Regions from separate parts of the Homo sapiens genome. Here all the other regions are linked to region 1. Evidence: chromatin contacts called from ENCODE Hi-C or POLR2A ChIA-PET data. All regions are on one chromosome and are shown on one strand. Each heading gives the region's core, a stretch centred on a gene start or an enhancer-like site at or near the end of the contact. The rest is flanking DNA. Distances are from core to core; before and after follow the strand shown. Region 1 holds the start of GGA1 (golgi associated, gamma adaptin ear containing, ARF binding protein 1). Region 2 holds the start of MRTFA (myocardin related transcription factor A). Region 3 holds the start of ACO2 (aconitase 2).

Region 1 (3,854 bases), core at 237-2,736:
CAAGGGAAGAGGAAAGATCTTACAATTCTGCTAGGACACAAAGGGGGAAGGAAAGGAGAAAATCCCAGCCCCAGTGTGTCAGGGCCCAGCCAAACCCAGGTATCTCTAACTTCTGCCTGGTTTTAGACTCTCTGGACTCTCAGAAAACCCCCACTGTTTCTAAACCTGAGAATGTTTTGTATGACCCACAGCTCAAGACCTGTGTCTGAGATCAGTTAGCCAGGGGCCCACCCATCCCCCCAGCCCAGTTGCTGCTGAGACCCAGGCGGACACTTCCGGCGTTCACAACGGTCAAGGGCTGCTGAGTGCCCCTTTTCCACCCCCTGCCCCTCTGGTGGCTAGGATGACTCTGAAACATCCCTAGAGGTTTGGTTCTGGGGCCAACCTCATGGTTCAACTCTGCTCAAGCCTGGCTTAAAAGGGGCCGGCCATGACCCCAAACCACGCTAGACAGTTGCCGGTGTGCCCGGGTCCAAGAGGGTTCCCTGAGGCCCTGGCAACGACGGGGTCCCAACAGCAGTTAAAGCCTTGGGAGAGAACCCTCACTAGACCAGGGAGAAGCCAGCCACGGCTTTCAGAGGCAGAGTCCAGGAGCGGGGCTGTGAGAGCAGGGGATCATCAGGGCTGTGGGTTAAGGAGCTCAGGTGGAGGGTTTGCGGGCTAGGAAGCCTAAGCAATAGGAAGCTACGTCTGAGGAGAAACAAGAAAAAAAGGGGTGTAGAAGCCTTTGAAGGAAGTTCAGCAAGAGCTGGGAAAGGCATCTTGGAGACTGAGGGGTTAGGCTGAAGGGAGTGACAGGGAGCTTGGAATTATTAATACTTCTGGAGTCTAAGACTCTCCCAAGCCTGTAGGGTGCGGGGGTTTCTCACTATGTGGCTAGAGACTAGGAGCGGCGGGAGGAATCAAATGGGGCAGTGGGTCCTCCCTTCCAGGACGGGGTAATGAGCAAATGTGACTACTTGCGGGCTCCAGGAACGCCATGCAGGGCCAGAGAGTGGAGGATTCGGGGCCTGAAAATAGTAGGGTCCCTCCCTCCCGGGTGTGAGATGCAACCCCGGGGAACCGCTCGCGTGCTCCTTCCCCGGGCCGCTACTCCGTGAAGCAATGTGAGCCTTGGGGGTTGGAGGCTGCTCTCTCCGTCCCGGGGGTTCCCGGCGCAGCTCACTCGCCGTCCCAGGGGTCATGGCCCAGGGATCCGACAGGTGGGCGGCGCCCGCTCCCACCGCTGGACCGCGCCGGGGCCGGGGTCCTCCATCGCTCCAGGGTCTGAGGGGCCGACTGAGGACACCGCCCCTCCCGGGCCGGGGGCGGGGCGTGAGGAGGGGGCGACCCGTACCCCGCCCCCGCCGGGAAGGGGCCCGCCTCGTGCCCCCGGTTCCGGTTCCGGTCCGGCCCGCGCCCCTCCCGGACACTCACTGATTCGCGCCTCCAGAGTCTCCGGCTCCATCGCGGGCTCCATCCGCCACCGGCCCCCAGCCTCGGCACCGCCCCCCCGCCCCCCGCAGCTCTCGCGGGACCTCCTGGGCACCGCCCTCTGCCGATTAAAGGGGCAACGTCCGAACGGGCGCGCTCGGCACCATAGAGAGGCCAACGAGCTCGCCTAGAGCGTCACCTACTCGCCCAACCCCACCCCCACGCGGCGTCTACGTCGCAGCTGGGACCGGCCGCCTGCTTTTCCGTTCCCGGCGCTCAGGCGGGAGAGGAAGTGGAGATACTGCAGGCTAAGGGCAGCACCATGGAAACCCCAAGGGACGCTCTAACTCGTTCTGCGTCACGGAGATGTCTGTGACCGCCTCCGGAAGAATTCTCTGCGGGCATGTTGCTGAGGGGCTCTGAGGCCACTTCCGGAGCCCTGAGCGGGTACTTCCGCTTAGAGTCGAACGTGGGAGAGTCCCTTAAAAGGGCGATAAGCTACATCCTCATGTACCTTGGCCGCTGTGAAAATGACGAAAATAAATCAGTTTCTTGAGTGCTTACAGTATTCTGGGCATTGTCCTAAGCACTATTTGTAATTAATCCATTTAGTTCTGACTCCTTACAACAAACCCACCAGATAATTAGTCGGCCTGAGGCCGCACAAGTAGCAGAGCTTGAACCCTGTGCCGTCTCCTCCATTCATCCAGCCAACGTTTAATGAACTCTTTGTATTTGCTTTGCTCTGTGATGGGCACAGAAGGAGATAGACAAGGCCAGATATTTATTACAGTGTGATAGGGGAAGCCCACGGGGTAGTGGGAACAAAGGAGGGGGCTCCTCCCCCAAACTGGGGTGGGGTGGGTGGGGGTGTTGTCAGGGGAGGGGTCGTGTCAGGGGAGGGGTCGTGTCAGGGGAGGTTTCAAGAGAAAGTGATACTGTACTTCGCTCAAAGACAGTCGGATTTCTCCACGTAGAGCTGGTGCGAAAAGATATTCAGGGAGAAAAAGTAGGATGAAGGCCGAGGAGGGCGGATCACGAGGTCAGGAGATCGAAACCATCCTAACACGGTGAAACCCCGTCTCTACTAAAAAAAAAAAAAAAAAAAAATTATCTGGGCGCGCCTTTAGTGCCAGCTACTTAGAAGGCTGAGGCAGAAGAATCGCTTGAACCCGGGAGGTGAAGGTTGCAGTGAGCCGAGATTGCGTCACTGCACTCCAGCCTGGGCGGCATAGCGAGACTCAGTCTCAAAAAAAAAAAAAAAAAAAAAAGTAGGATGAGTCCAGGGAGTTGGAAGTATTTCAATACGGCTCCCAGATATCTGCAAATAGATATCTATTTGCAGGAGATATCTTGGAATTAGGCTGGGGCAAGATCACCCAGGTCCCATGTTTTGCTGCCCTTTTTTTTTTTTTTCCCTGTAAGCAACGTTGGAGGTGTCGTTACAGTTTTACGGATGGTAGCAAAGTCAGGCTTTTGTTTTAGAAGGGTCCAGCAGTGGGAGGAAGATAGCAGTGGGAGCCAGACTGGAATCGGGGAGGACAGTACGAACAGACTTCCTAAGCTCGGCGCCTTTTCTCCTGTATCTCCCTCCATCAAAGACCTCCCTCACCTTGTGGCGTCACGACCTGGCGGCGCCTGGTCCCCGACTCACCTGGGTCCATTGCACTCTGTCGCCCCCTCGCGGCCGGCTGGGAAACCGGCCCGTGGCGACCTCTCCAGCGGTCCTGTGCCTGGGAGGGTTAAAGCTCCACTGAGACTAGGGAATCTGGCGAATCCGGTTCTGCCTTGGCGACTGACCTCGATTCACCTTGCGGAACCGCAGTAACCTCATCCAGGAGATGAGGGGGCTGTGCTGGGTCAGTTTTTCCCCTAAACTCAACCATTCAGCGACTGGGATGCTTTTCTAAATTCTCTCCCAAAGGCCATTGAGATTATACAGGGAAGTGATATGTATGTTTATTGCATTCCTCAACAAAAGCTGTAACGTAGTGTATACTTATAGCTTTTTGTTTATGTCTTTTACTACTGAAATGAATTATATATATTTTTTTATTTTATTTTATTTTTGAGACGGAGTCTCTCTCTGTCGCCCAGGCCGGAGTGCAGTGACGCGATCTCAGCTCACCACAACCTCTGCCTCCCGGGTTCAAGTGATTTTCCTCCCTCACCCTCCCGAGTAGCTGGGATTACCGGCGCCTGCCACCACGCCCGGCTAATTTTTTCATATTTTTAGTAGAGACGGGGTTTCACCATGTTGGCCAGGCTGGTCTCGAACTCTGGACCTCAAGTAATCCACCCGCCTGAGCCTCCCAAAGTGCTGGGATTACAGGTATGAACCACTGCGCCCAGCCTATTATATTTATTTTTGAGACAGAGTTTTACTCTGTCGCCCAGGCTAGAGTGCAGTGGCACGATCTCAGCTCACTGCAACCTCTGCT
Region 2 (3,817 bases), core at 686-3,185, 3.0 Mb before region 1:
TTAGTAGAGACGGGGTTTCACCGTGTTGGCCAAGATGGTCTTGGTCTCCTGACCTCGTGATCCGCCCGCCTCGACCTCCCAAAGTGCTGGGATTATAGGCGTGAGCCACCGCACCCGGCCTGCATCCTGTTTTAGTCACCTGGGATACCGGCCTGGCATTGCAGTCACCGCAGTACGTGCCTTAGCATCCTCCAGTTTGGTGTAAGCACCCCCAGGGTAGTGACTGTATCTCATCTAGCTTACCCCCTCAGTGTTCTTACTCAAAAAATATTTATCGAATAAATAATTTTATCAGGTATTTTGTGCAAGAATTTTTGCCTTGGGGAAGGTGTGTGTGACTAAGAGCCCACGAGGATCCCGTCTAACTCCAAGATTCTGCGACCGGCATTGGAAGCTGATTTATAGTGAGTAATTGGGAATACCCAAGGCCACTTTGACTTTTGCCGCCATTGGATAGAGCAGCACCCTCTCCTACCCTCCCTCTGAGTTCACCCATGGGCAGTCCCAGAAGCCTTTGATGGGGAAAAGGGGGTCATAGTGAGAATTTACCTTGGAATGTAAAGTGAGCCGCCCCTTTTCAGTCTTTGCATCTTCACGCGGGTCCGCCCCAAACCTAGAAGAACGCCCCTGACCACTTCTTCTTCTATCTACTGTTACTCCTTCCTCTGACTCTGGTGACCCCATCCCGGAAGCCTTCCGGAAAGCGCTTCCCCCTTTTCCACCCCATCGAGTTGGGGTTATTTCTCCTTTTCTGGGCTCTCTCCCATTGCTGGGGAGGAAGGCGGATACGAAGGGCCTGCATGACCGCAGCTGTCATCACAGTGGGCCTGGCTTACCTTGTTGCTCTCTCCCCTTTCGCCTTTCTCCTTTCTCCCTGTTGCAGTCATGGACTTCACTCATAATACATATACATATACATATACATATACATATACATATACATATACACATACACATACACATACACATACACATACACATACACATACATATACATGTTTTTAAATCGGGCAGCCACCCGCTCCCCGCCCTCAGCCCGGAATAGGTTCAGAGAGGTGCCCGGGTTCACTTGCGGAGCGTGTGGCCTCTGCGCCTAACGCGCGCCCCTTCACTACACGAATGGGTGCGGGCAAGGGTATAGGATTTTAGAATTCCAAGAGTTGTCGGGGGTCATCCCGTGGAATCCTCTTTTTTGCAGATGCTCTTCCTGGAGCCTTCCGATGCAAGCTCTTGGGCTCACGCAGCCCTTTTCCTCTTCTAAGCCCAGAGCGCTTTCGCTGCTGCTGATCTCCACGGCCTCGGCAGATAGGGAGGGGCAGGCAGGTGTCAGCGTCCTCCCTTTCACCGTTGGGGAAACTGACTCAGAGAAACAAGGCGACGGGCCTCGGCGGGGCGGGACCGTAACGGGAATTCAAGGCTCCAGGCCAGAGCGGAATTTATTGTGTCTCGTTTTGGGAAGCGTGAATGTGAAATGATCGACTTCGGAGCCCCAGGCGGAGACCCTTCAGTCCCCGACAAGAATCGGGATGGGGTCTGGGATTAATGCAGTAATTACTCGCGCCTGGGCATTGACCCCTTGGCAACTTCGCAAGATCCGGCAGGGTCCACCGCCCTTCCCTTCACAGGGTGACCACAGGGCTGCGGCCTCTTTAAGGCCCAGAGCTCCGCCCCCGGCTCGTCGCCAACCCCCTCGCCGCAGCTCAGCCAGTTCCAGACTTTCCTCAGAGATGAGGTCATCTCCCCGTTGCCCATTGGCTGCGCCGTGCCGTCAGTCACAGGAAGTCAGGCCGCCGTTTTCGCCTTCTTCATGCCGCTTCCTTCTCCGCCCGCCCTTTAGTCCGCCGATCACGACCCCGATCAGGCCTCTGATTGGCTAGCGCCGCCGTCACTTCTCCAGCGGACAGTCTTCAGGACGGGAGGCGGGCGTGGTGGGCGGGCCCGCAGCTTCCGTGGCTGAGAGGAGCCGGCGGCGGCAGTGTCTGTGGTGGCCGCGGCGGCGAGAGCGACGGTCCCATCTTTCCCACCCTCTTGGTTGCCGCTGGCCACACGCCCTCCGCTGGCGGCGACTTCTCAGCTCCGTGCGCCCGGGCTGGACAGTGAGCCTCGAGAGGAGACGCGGGCGGCTAGAGCCGGAGTGGGGCGAGCCGCGGAACCCGGCCGGGAGCCGCGCGAGGCGGTGAGTGAGAGTCCGGGTTGGGGACCCCTCCCCCACCGCGGCCTCGCCCCGCCTGGAGCATCCTTTTTCCCCCCCGACCCTGCTGCGCGCGTCCTCGGGGGGTCGGGCGAGGCGGCCCTCGCGTCCCCTGCCCTCTTCTTGCCGGCCTTCTGCCCCTGCCCTCGGGGCCGGAGTCGCAGAGCGGCGGTCACTGTGCCGGGGCTGGGACCCGGGCCGGGCCGGGCGGGCGGGCGCGGTCGTGCACCTGTGCACTGCCTGGCAGGGCTGTGCTGCGCGGGGCGGGGAGGCACGGAGGTCCTCGCCCTCGCTTCTCCCGGGATGTGTTTTGATTGCAGGGACGGGGTGTCGGCCGCTTTCTCTGGGGTCTTGTGCAGACCTTCAGGATCCAAGTGCAGTCCTTGGGATTCCCAGGCAAGGAGGCTCAGCTGGACTTGTTGGTGCCAGTATAGCAAACCTGAATGCTGCCAGGTGTACAGGGCTCTGCAAATCTGAAACTTGATGGCCAAGAACTTTACCTCCTAAGAAAGCGTCTGTCAGGACGCTGATGCAGTCCACCCTCCCCGCTTCGGGTACCTTTGATACTCCATAGTGCCTAGGGCTGGACCTTTTGAGTCGACTCCCAAACCTGCCACTTGCTAGCTGTGTAATCTTGTGCCTTGGTTTCCTCGTCTGAAAAATGAGGATAATAGCACCAATCGCATACGGTTGTTTGTTGTAAGTGTCGAATGAAATAATTCACGTGAAGCGTTTGACACAGTGCTTGGCCCATAGTAAGGGCCCAAGAAATGTTTGCTTTTGGGATGTTGAGAATGCCTGGTTTGCCTGTGTGCCTTTAAGCACTAGCCCAGCTTGGCATTGTCAAGATTTCTCTCTGTTGTCTCCCTGTTATGCAGCATAACGAAAGGGCAGTTGAATGGTTAACTTGCTTGCCAGCCTCTGTTTGGCATGAAGTGTGTGTATATACAGGAATGTGGAATACATCACTTAAATATAATAATGGAATTACCCCATGCTTCGTATGTTTTTACATAGTTTTAAACTCATAAGACGTCTGGAATGTCCCCGAGTTGCAAGTTTTTGAGATCTTTTCAGGGTCCTTTCTACATCAAGCCGAAGCCTGTAACGTTAAGACTTATTGTCAGTAAGAAGTTAGACCTACATGTTTTACTTCAGAAGACCCCCAAAACTCCAAATGTCACTTACGCAGTTTTACTGTTGAAAAGCAGTCATCTCCCGGGGGTGAGGTGGTACAGCCAGCTGGCCCACAGCCCTATGACTGCAGGGTGGGGAACCTTTGGCTGGAAGTTATTAAACTAAGTTTTGCTTAATGTCGTTTGCATTTTTCATAGCGAACCAAAGGGCTTTATGTTACTGTTTCTTATTGAAATGATTTAGAAAGAAGCAATCCATTACTGCGTTCTTTAAAAACACCTGCAAAGAAAAAAATATCTGTAGTTTAGCTCTAGTGTTTGTTTCAGTTTTTGGCCAATAACTATTAAGAAGAGCCCGTTTTTAAGAAGGCTTCCAAAAGTCACATCCACTTGAATAAGTTATTTAGAGTCAAATCAAGAGAGGTGGAAGAGTAATATGTATCCCATCACCCAAAAGTATTTATTGGAGAGTTTCCATGTCCTTAGTACT
Region 3 (3,768 bases), core at 712-3,211, 3.9 Mb before region 1:
AAGGTCACAGGATCAGGAAAGAGAGCCCAGATCTCCTTCTACACCAGTCTAATACTCATACTTTCCAAGATCCTTTTCGGTTCAAAATGGTGTGATACTATTCTTCTCTTCCAAGTTCAAGAACTCTATAATCATTTATCTTATCAAATAATCTTGCCTGACTCCCTTAAATCATGAGACAGGAAGAAACAACTATTTCCACATCATTAACCTAGAGAATCAAAAGACGTGAAGAGGCCAGGTGTGGTGGCTCACACCTGTAATCCCAGGACTTTGGGAGGCCAAGGCAGGCCGATTACTTGAGGTCAGGAGTTTGTGACCAGCCTGGTCAACAGGGTGAAACCCCGTCTCTACTAAAAATACAAAAATTAGCCAAGCATGGTGGTGCACACCTGTAATCCCAGCTACTCGGGAAGCTGAGGGCAGGAGAGTCACTTGAACCCAGGAGGCAGAGTTGCAGTCAGCCAAGATTGCGCCATTGCACTCCAGCCTGGGTGACAGAGCAAGACTGTCTCAAAAAAAAAAAAAAAAAAAAAAAAAAAAAAAAAAGATGTAAAGAGATAATTAGGTGCAAATCCTTTCCCTTAGCCCGGAATTGAGATCAGAAATATTTTCTTTCAGATAAATGATGATTTTACTTTAAACCATATGGTTTCAATTTAAGCAATGTGATGAAAAATAAGTTCAAGTTTAAATTTAAGCAATGTGATGAAAAATAAGTTCAAGTACCACAAGCTTCCTGAGAGTACAACGCATAACAACTCGTAAAATTCTATTATCAAAGTTGCGCCACTTGATCCAAAAGGAATTCACAAAGTTAAATGTGAAAGGTTGACAGAGAATGTCTACAGATGCTTGCTTGATTTTTATTAACAAAGTACACATTTGACATTGAACCTCTGAGTATAACACCTTCCCAGGGCTGTCAAGTTAGAAGTGAAAAAATCATCTGGCAGTCAGTCAGCTTTCTAGATAGCTCCTAACAGGGGAGTCAAGGTCAAACTGGAGTCTCCTTATCCTCCCATATTTGACAAGCAACTTATTGTGAGGCTCAAAATATTCGTACTGCATTCTGACAAACAGAAATAATTGCACCGTGGTTCATAAAGTTCTGTGAGGGCAGGCTGACATAAACAAGAACTGAGTGGTGGTAGGGCCCATGCTTCTGCCACAGCACTTCGGTGACACTCTTGAGAATCAGAACTTTCACCTACTTTCTACCAGCTTTATCATCTATCAAATGAGAAAAACCACCTCATTCCTACGATTACAGGAATCAAATAATATTATGAAGAATTAAAACAGGCCTCAAATCTTGTGCAAAGGTGAGAGACTATTATTATATTATTTACTACGTATGGGCCCAGAAGACCGCCCCCCTCCCCGACATTCCACGTTCCGCAGGGTCCTCAAAAGGTGGTACAGGGTCCTAGTTTCTTCTCCAGACTCCAGGCCTGGCAACCGTAGATGCTGTCATGCCTCTGTTGCTAAGAGATGGGAAGTGAGGCCTCAGGAACTGGGCCTAGAAGACTCAACAACGACCGCGCCCCCTAGTCACCTTGTCCTCACCTTGAGGAATGGAAACACACCCCACGGGAGCAGGCAATGCTGTCCTCAAAAAGAAGAAAGAGGTGCCTCCGCTCTTCACCCGGCCGCCGCTGCTTGGGCCCACGCTTCTTGCGAGGCAGGGACAGGGCCAGGAAAGCTGACTGTGCCGGGGACGCCTTGACCTAGGGCACCAGAGAAGCGGGCACGGGTGCCGGGCCCACAACCGGGACAGGTACACGAGAAGTTGGCCCCAGGTTGGGCCCGCCTCGCCCTGCCTCGCCCACAGCCGCCGGCACAGTAGGAGGCACCCCGCCCCCGTGAACCCAGAGGTCCCTGAGCTCGCTCACCTGCAGCCGAGTCACCAGTAGGCTGTAGGGCGCCATTTTGTGCACTGACAAAGATGAGGTCGCATTAAAGTGACGTCCCACACGGCGCCTTTAAAGCCTTTGGGCAGGGGCGTGCCCGGAAGAGTGGGGCGTCACGGTGAAGGCGAGGCCTCCCTAGAGGCGCCAGAACCCTGTGAACGCAATGGGCGGAGCTCACGTGCAACGAACAGACACGCAAGAGGAAATCGGACTGCCCAAAGACACTTGCAGAAATAGATACCAAGCACAAAGATGTTTTACCCAAGAACAAATTTTAGTTATCTCCGCCATCCAAATCTGGGAGAGTTTTTAAGAGTTTCATGCACCTGCCAGGACCTGGCCGCCCAGCAGCGACAAAAACTCGCGCGAGAGCAAGACGGGCCTGGTGCAAGGATTGTAAACTGACGGAAGCTTAGAGAACCAATCACAGCGACGTGGAGGCAGGAACAATGGGGGTTAAAGGTCGGACGGAAGTTCCCGAAGCTTCCGGTGGCCGGCTTAGTTAGGAGCTATGGCTAAACATCATCCTGATTTGATCTTTTGCCGCAAGCAGGCTGGTGTTGGTGAGACTGCGCCCTACCCCTGGCTGTCTGGGCAGGGGTGGTATTAGGAGCTGGGGGGTCGGGGGTTCCCGTCTCTTCCTTAGGGGCTTGCCTCGCAGGCGCCACGTTTCCCGCCTCTCAGGCGCGGGGTGTTGTAGGAGCGCGCAGGTTTGTGGCCTCTGATGAGAAGAGGGCGGGGGTGCGCGTGCTGGGAGCCCCAGGCAGGTATCGGGGGGTGGGGTCTGAACCAGGTCCAGAGAAACTCTGAGCTTGCCCAGGGCGTTGGAGGAGATTCAGGAGGGTGCTTGGATGTAGGTTTGGTTCATATGGAAATTTGTAATGATAAAATGGCTATCCGCAGGTCTCACTCACTGCAGTCCTTACTCATGTCCCTACCCCCAGCTCGAGGATGTACTTCTCCTCTTTCTCAAAACCTTTATTCTAATTGTACTTTTTACCATCTTTCATCTTGCAGCCATCGGAAGACTGTGTGAAAAATGTGAGTGGAACACACCGTCCCAACAACCCACCCTTCCCACTCCCAGTTTTCTGTGGAACCAGCAAAAGTGCCACAAAGAGGGCTTTGAGTAGATGTGCCTGGAAGTATGTGAACACTGAATGCTGCACTTTAGCCAAAGGCCCCTCTAACTCCCCACTGCCGCTTGCACATTTAACGCTGTATCTCTCTAGTTTTCAACGGGAAGAATCGCCAGAGTAGCATGACCCCTCCCCAACACACAGCACTTTGCCAGCAATTATACAGGCTTATCATCTCCGAGGTGCTTTTCTAAGCTCTTCACATATGTTAATTGGTAAACTTTTGTATGTGTTGAGGGGCTTGAGATGGACACTGGGGAAACCAAGTTTTGTGATGCCAAGAGGAGGGCCCTAAAGTCACTGTCAAAAGGAGACTAGTGTATTTCCCAGGAGACTAGTATATTTCCCCATGGCAGGAGATAGCAGAGGACTGAAGAACTTGTGAGCATGACTCCATTCTCTTCCTTACAGGTGATGGCAAGTGTGTGATTTGTGACTCCTATGTGCGTCCCTGCACTCTGGTGCGCATATGTGATGAGTGTAACTATGGATCTTACCAGGGGCGCTGTGTGATCTGTGGAGGACCTGGGGTCTCTGATGCCTATTATTGTAAGGAGTGCACCATCCAGGAGAAGGACGTAAGTGTACAGCTTTCCATCTGACCTTTCCTCCTTTTGTTTAGTAACACTTTGCCATCCACTGCAATCTCCTATGGTCTATGGAGATTACTGTGTTCATCTAGTCATCTAGGTTATAATTTCTTCAAGTTCTGTGAG

What was found. A loop is a pair of places that touch in the nucleus more often than their neighbours do. ChIA-PET counts read pairs that join two places held with the same protein, here RNA polymerase II (POLR2A). Pooled maps may share reads with other maps.
Region 2: a pooled map shows a loop between it and region 1 (28-fold over the local background). The contact joins the promoter of MRTFA here to the promoter of GGA1 in region 1. A Hi-C loop is called at or near these places in 6 of 50 pooled maps. POLR2A ChIA-PET finds 5 or more read pairs at or near these places in 2 of 52 experiments (B cell and HEK293).
Region 3: a map of naive thymus-derived CD4-positive, alpha-beta T cell shows a loop between it and region 1 (17-fold over the local background). The contact joins the promoter of ACO2 here to the promoter of GGA1 in region 1. A Hi-C loop is called at or near these places in 1 of 168 maps with a recorded cell type or tissue (naive thymus-derived CD4-positive, alpha-beta T cell) and 5 of 50 pooled maps. POLR2A ChIA-PET finds 5 or more read pairs at or near these places in 1 of 52 experiments (endothelial cell of umbilical vein).

The regions. Positions count from the first base shown.
Region 1 is chr22:37,606,466-37,610,319 of GRCh38, reverse strand. GGA1 (golgi associated, gamma adaptin ear containing, ARF binding protein 1) reads right to left here and starts at 1,486. Exons shown (of 17, transcript NM_013365.5): 1 at 1,417-1,486. The coding sequence starts at 1,459. RefSeq lists enhancers at 657-766, 481-1,102, 1,707-1,876, 2,027-2,106, a silencer at 1,097-1,546 and a cis regulatory region at 2,851-3,310.
Region 2 is chr22:40,634,837-40,638,653 of GRCh38, reverse strand. It overlaps MRTFA (myocardin related transcription factor A), which reads left to right and starts at 1,935. Exons shown (of 15, transcript NM_020831.6): 1 at 1,935-2,176. RefSeq lists enhancers at 1-861, 1,601-1,910 and a silencer at 2,171-2,480.
Region 3 is chr22:41,467,310-41,471,077 of GRCh38, reverse strand. ACO2 (aconitase 2) reads right to left here and starts at 1,961. Exons shown (of 18, transcript NM_001098.3): 1 at 1,896-1,961. The coding sequence starts at 1,931. PHF5A (PHD finger protein 5A) reads left to right here and starts at 2,386. Exons shown (of 4, transcript NM_032758.4): 1 at 2,386-2,476; 2 at 2,931-2,954; 3 at 3,464-3,630. The coding sequence starts at 2,425. RefSeq lists enhancers at 1,294-1,855, 1,856-2,417, 1,987-2,656.